2 separate regions of the Homo sapiens genome follow, and region 2 is linked to region 1. Evidence: read pairs that join two places in POLR2A ChIA-PET (ENCODE). Cell type or tissue: GM12878. All regions are shown on one strand. Links, peaks and the distances in the headings refer to the core of each region. The heading gives the core; the rest is flanking DNA.

Region 1 (2,906 bases), core at 283-2,782:
GGGAGGGCGGAGGCCCAGGAGACCAAAGGGAGGGGCTCTGCCGCTTAGCAGAGAAGAAAGGGCCTGGGAGGTGGTGGGAGGGAGAAGGAAGGGAAGAAAGGGGAGGAAGAATAGATAGAAATAGGGATTGGAGACAGTAACCTTGAAGCTCAGGAAACTGTCCTGGCTGGGCTGAGTCAGGACCTTGCCAGGACGGGCTGTACCCCTGGCTTCTAGAAGACTGCCTAGCACACAGTAGGCATTCAATACTTGTTGAATAAATAAACTGGCTTTCACCTAAGGACTCAACCCTAAATTCCTGCTGCCTCATCTGTTAAGAACTGACACTTTCCCCTTGCTGGGCAGGTAGTACACACCTGTAATCCCAGCAGTTTGGGAGGCTGAGGTGGGAGAATCACTTGAGCCCAAAAGTTTGAGGCTGCAGTGAGCTGATTGCACCACTGATGCCTCCCAACCTTGCTCTGGGAGACCAATGCCTGAACCAGGGTTTGTTTACCTTCTGAGCTGCAGAGATGGGGCTTCTGGAATTTAAGGTAACAGGATGAGGCAGGGGTATCTTGATCATCCGGATGGGGCAAATACTGCTGTGTGGCATGGTGGTACCCACCCCTATGGAGGGGCACTCTTGGACAGAGCCCAGACCTTTGTGCCCTGGAGGGAGCCAACCCACCCTGACACGGAGACACTGGCAGAATAGACCAGAGACAGAAGGTGCTCTCATGGTATCCAGCCTGGATGCCAAGCCCAAGTCCTGGTGGATAGCAGAGGCCAGCTGTTTGGGAAAAGGGCAGGATGCTCTGAGGCCTGGCAGCCACATTTCCATGTGTCTTTTTACCAATAAACGGCTTCTCTTCTGAGGCTTGGACAGTGTGTGTGTACACACAGGCATGAAAAAGGTGGAGAGGGGTCTCTGCGCGCAAAACTCAGACTGTAAATTTTGTGTGCTTCCCTTGCTCTCTGAGCCCATTAAATAAAGAGGTTGTCTTGGCGTAGTCAGCGGCTTTCTAGCTCCGACGTCTGGTTCAAAAACGGCCGCCAGCTCCATCAGCCGATGCCCCAGGCCTGAGGTCTGGCTGCCCGCAGGCACCACCTACGCCACAGCATCCAGCGCGACCCTTAAAAGGAAAACCGCGCGGCGCTGCAGAGACAAGGCAGCAAGGAGGAGGAAGAGGGGGCGTGTGGGGGGCGTTGTTGCTATGGCGACGGCTGTCGGCGGGAGGCAGCCCACAGGTCTGGAACCGGCGTGGAAAGCCCGGACGCCGGCGCGCCGCCCACCGGGACCTGGGAAACCCGACACCCGAGACCCTTTTTATGCGTCGGGAAATGAGTCATTCGGCTGCACAGCCCAAAGGGAGGGCAAACGGTGCTCCTTCACCCCCAGAAAAGCCCGCCGGATTTCCCGGCGCCCCGCGGGGCCTGGGAAGCAGGTCTGCAATCCCTAGCGTTTTCACAACCACTGGCCTGATCGGCCAGGGATTAAAGAAAAAAGAAGTCCAGGGCGGTTCTCCCCGCTAAACAATGAAGGCAACGAAGTACAGGGTCGCAAGTTCCCGCCCCCGGCTCTCCCCGATCTCCGTGCGGAAAGAATCCCTGGACGGGTTCTCGCGAGATCGTAAGCACTGGCCTGGCTTCCCTAGAAACCGACCAGGGCTGGCTGCAGTGCGGCTCCTCCCGCTCCGCCCGCCCTTTCCAAATTGATGCGCTCTCAAAACCCTAGAACCCTGCGTTCAGGGCTGGGGCTCTTGATGGCCTGAGCGGAGCCCTTTGGGGCTTCTGGAAGTTCCTTCTTGCTGGTTTTCCTAGCTCCCTTCCCTACCAGTGTGCCCTCCAAGACGACCTGCAGTGAACTTTCTTTTCTTTTTTTTTGAGACGGAGTCTCGCTCTGTCGCCCAGGCTGGAGTGCAGTGGCGCGATCTTGGCTCACTGCAACCTCCGCCTCCCGGGTTCAAGCGATTCTCCTGCCTCAGCCTCCTGAGTAGCTGGGATTACAGGCGCGCTACCAAGCCCGGCTAATTTTTGTATTTTTAGTAGAGACGGAGTTTCACCATGTTTGTCAGGCTGGTCTCGAACTCCGGACTTCGTGATCCGCCCGCCTCAGCCTTCCAAAGTGCTGGGATTACAGGCGTGAGCCACCGCGCCTGGCCACTTTCTTTTCTTGATTTCTTTCTTTTTCTTTTTTCTTTTTTTCTCAAGACAGGGTCTCACTCACTCTGTCGCCCAGGCTGGAGTGCAGTGGCAGGATCTTCGGCTCACTGCAGCCTCCGCTCGGGTTCAAGCGATTCTCCTGCCTCAGCCTCCCTAGTAGCTGGGATTACAGGCGTCCGCCACCGCGCCTGGCTAATTTTTTTATTTTTAGTAGAGACGGGGTTTCACCATGTTGGCCAGGCTGGTCTCAAACTCCTGACCTTAGGTGATCTGCCCGCCTCGGCCTCCCAAAGTGCTAGGATTTATAGGCATGAGCCACCGTGCCTGGCCTGCTTTCTAAAATTACATCTGGCCATGTCACTCCCCCATTGAAACCCCAGTGGATCTCCACATGCTGTCCCCAAAGCCTAACTTTCATTGGCACTCAAGCCCTTCCATTTGTGTAGTTTCAGCCCTGGGCTCCTTAAATGTCGTTTCTTTTACTTGGAATGCTCCTCCACCACTACCCACCCCTTGTTAATCTCCTCTGTCAAAACACCTCAAGCACTACTTCCTCCAAGAAGCCTACTCTGACCCTCGTCTGGGTTAGTTACAATCCCCTTCTCTGAGCAACCCGTCTCTGAGCACCTAACACATGAAGAGCTTCTTGAGGATAGTTACTCACTCAACAGCTGCACCTATTGTGTGCTGCATACTGGGATAGAAAGATAAACAAGACAAAGTCCCTGACCTGTTTTTATGCGGGAGATAGACATTGAACA
Region 2 (2,906 bases), core at 293-2,792, 240 kb before region 1:
CAATAGAGATAGACACTGTCTAAAAAAAAAAAAAAAAAAAGGCCAAGGTCAGGTGAGGTGGCTCATGCCTGTAATCCTAGCACTTTGAGAGGCCAAGGTGGGTGGGTCACCTGAGGTCAGGAGATGGAGGCCAGCTTGGCCAACATGGTGAAACTCCATCTCTACTAAAAAAATACAAAAATGAGCTAGGCGTGGTGGCACGCACCTATAATCCCAGCTACTGAGGAGGCTGAGGCAGGAGAATTGCTTGAACATGGGGTGCGGAGGTTGCAGTGAGCCGACATCATGCCACTTCACTCCAGCCTGTGTGACAGAGCGAGACTCCATCTGAAAAACAAAAAACAAAAAACAAACTAATTAATGAAAACAGTAATGTTGCAAGATATAGGTCAATATGCAAAAAAAAAATCAATTATATTTCCATATAATTGCAATGGACAGGTCAGGCACGTTTGCTCACAGCTGTAATCCCAGCACTTTGGGAGGCCAAGGCGGGCAGATCACTTGAGGTCAGGAGTTCGAGACCAGCCTGGCCAACATGATGAAATCCCATCTCTACTAATAATACAAAAACAAACAAACAAAAAAATTAGCCAGGCATGGTGGTCGGCACCTGCAATCCCAACTACTAGAGAGGCTGAGGCAGGAGAATAGCTTGAATCTGAGAGGTGGAGGTTGTGGTGAGCCGAGAATGCACCATTGCACTCCAGCCTGGGCGACAAGAGTGACATTTCATCTCAAAAAAAAAAAAAAAAAAAAAAGCCGGGTGTGGTGGCTCATGCCTGTAATCCCAGAACTTTGGGAGGCTGAGGTGGGTGGATCACGAGGTCAGGAGATAGAGACCATCCTGGCCAACATGGTGAAACCCCGTCTCTACTAAAAATACAAAAAAATTAGCTGGGTGTGGTGGCGCATGCCTGTAATCCCAGCTACTCAGGAGGCTGAGGCAGGAGAATCGCTTGAACCAGGGAGTTGGAGGTTGCAATGAGCTGAGATCGTGCCACTGCACTCCAGCCTGGTGACAGAGCGAGACCCCGTCTCAAAAAAAAAAAAAAAAATGCAATGAACAATTTCTGAAAACGAAATTAAGAAAACAATTCCATTTACAATAGCACCCCCAAAATAAAATACTTAAGAATAAACTTAACAAAAGGAGTACAAAATGTATGCTCTGAAACCTTGAAATAATTGTTGAAACAAATCAAAGAAGATTTGATTTCTAAGTAAATGGAAAGATACCCCACATTCATGGATCAGAAGATTTAATATTGTTAAATTAATCTACCCAATCCCTATTGGAATTCCAGTGACTTCCTTGTAGAAATTGACAAATGGGTCCTAAAATTCATATGGAAACTCAGGGGACTCAGAATAGCCAAAACAATCTTGAAAAAGAAACAAGTTGAAGGCTCACACTTCCCAATTTCAAAACTTACTACAAAGCTACAGTAATCAAGACACTGTGATACTGTCATAGGGCTAGACCCATAGATCAATGATCTATAGAGTCCATGGCTGGATGTGGTGGCTCACAGCTATAATCCCAGCACTTTGGGAGGCTGAGGTGGGTGGATCACTTGAGGTCAGGAGTTCGAGACCAGCCTGGCCAACATGGTGAAACCCCATCTCTACTAAAAATACAAAAATTAGCCAGGTGTGGAGGTGGGCACCTGTAGTCCCAGCTACATGGGAGGCTGAGGCAGGAGAATCACTTGAACCCTGAGTGACAGACTCTGCCTCAAAAAAAAAAAAATCTAGAGTCCAGAAATAAACCTATATGTCTGTGGTCAATTTATTTTAAATAAGGGTGCCAAGACAATTCAATGAGGGAAAGAATAGTCTTTAAATAAACAGTGCTATGTAACAGTGAACATGTACAAAACATACACATACAAAATAATGAACTTGACTGGGCATGGTTGCTCATGCCTGTAATCCCAGCACTTTGGGAGCCCGAGGTGGGTGGATCACTTGACCCCAGGAGTTTGAGACTAGCCTGAACAACATAGTGAAACTCCTGTCCCACAAAAAATACAAAAAGATAAGCAAGGCATGGTGGTGTGTGCCTGTAGTCCCAACTACTTAGGAGACTGAGGTGGGAGGATCACCTGAGCCCAAGAGTTCAAGGCTGCAGTGAGTTGTGATCACACCACTGCACTCCAGCCTGGGCAGCAGAGTAAGATCCTGTTTCAAAAAATAATAAATAAATAAGGAATGTGGAGCCCCTGCCTCATACCATATACAAAAATTAACTCAAAATAGGGTTGTTGTTGTTTTAAAACCAAATGTAAAAGCTAAAACTATAAAACTCTTAGAAGAAAACATAGGGACAAGTCTTTGTAGCTTCAAATTTGGCAGTGTCTTTTTTTTTTTTTTTTGAGACGGAGTCTTGCTCTGTTGCCCAGGCTGGAGTGCAGCAGCACAATCTCGGTTCACTGCAAGCTCGGCCTCCCAGGTTCACACCATTCTCCTGCCTCAGCCTCCCGAGTAGCTGGGACTACAGGCGCCCACCACCACACCCGGCTAATTTTTTGTGTATTTAGTAGAAACGGGGTTTCACCATGTTAGCCAGGATGTTCTCCATCTCCTGACGTTGTGATCCGGGTGCCTCGGCCTCCCAAAGTGCTGGGATTACAGGCATGAGCCACCGCACCCATCCCGGCAGTGTCTTCTTAGACATGTCAACAAAAAGGAAAGCAACAACAATGAAAACAGATACATTGGGCTTCATCAAAATGTGAAACTTATAACATACACTGGGGCCTGTCGGGGGGTCGGGGGAGCAAGAGCATTAGGATAAAGCTAATGTATTCAGGGCTTAATACATAAGTGATGGGTTGATAGGTGCAGCAAAGCACCATGGCACACGTTTACCTATGTAACAAACCTGTACATCCTGCACGTGT

Evidence for each region. ChIA-PET counts read pairs that join two places held together with the same protein. Peaks named below come from ENCODE experiments on the same cell type or tissue, not always from the same donor. Only the 100,000 strongest peaks of a DNase experiment are listed, where the experiment ranks them.
Region 2: POLR2A ChIA-PET joins it to region 1 with 6 read pairs; 5 of 35 experiments call an interaction of 5 or more read pairs at or near these places.

What each region holds. Positions count from the first base shown.
Region 1 is chr16:30,399,117-30,402,022 of GRCh38, forward strand. ZNF48 (zinc finger protein 48) reads left to right here. Exons shown (of 3, transcript NM_001214909.2): 3 at 1-992. Among named protein-coding and RNA genes, the nearest start is that of ZNF48, 5.2 kb to the left of the region's middle. RefSeq lists an enhancer at 1-200. In GM12878, for the core only: no CTCF peak of the experiment used is centred there; DNase peaks (open chromatin) are centred at 1,265 and 1,585; H3K4me3 peaks cover 1,477 bases; H3K27ac peaks cover 598 bases.
Region 2 is chr16:30,155,297-30,158,202 of GRCh38, forward strand. No RefSeq gene overlaps it. Among named protein-coding and RNA genes, the nearest start is that of CORO1A, 27 kb to the right of the region's middle. In GM12878, for the core only: no CTCF peak of the experiment used is centred there; no DNase peak of the experiment used is centred there.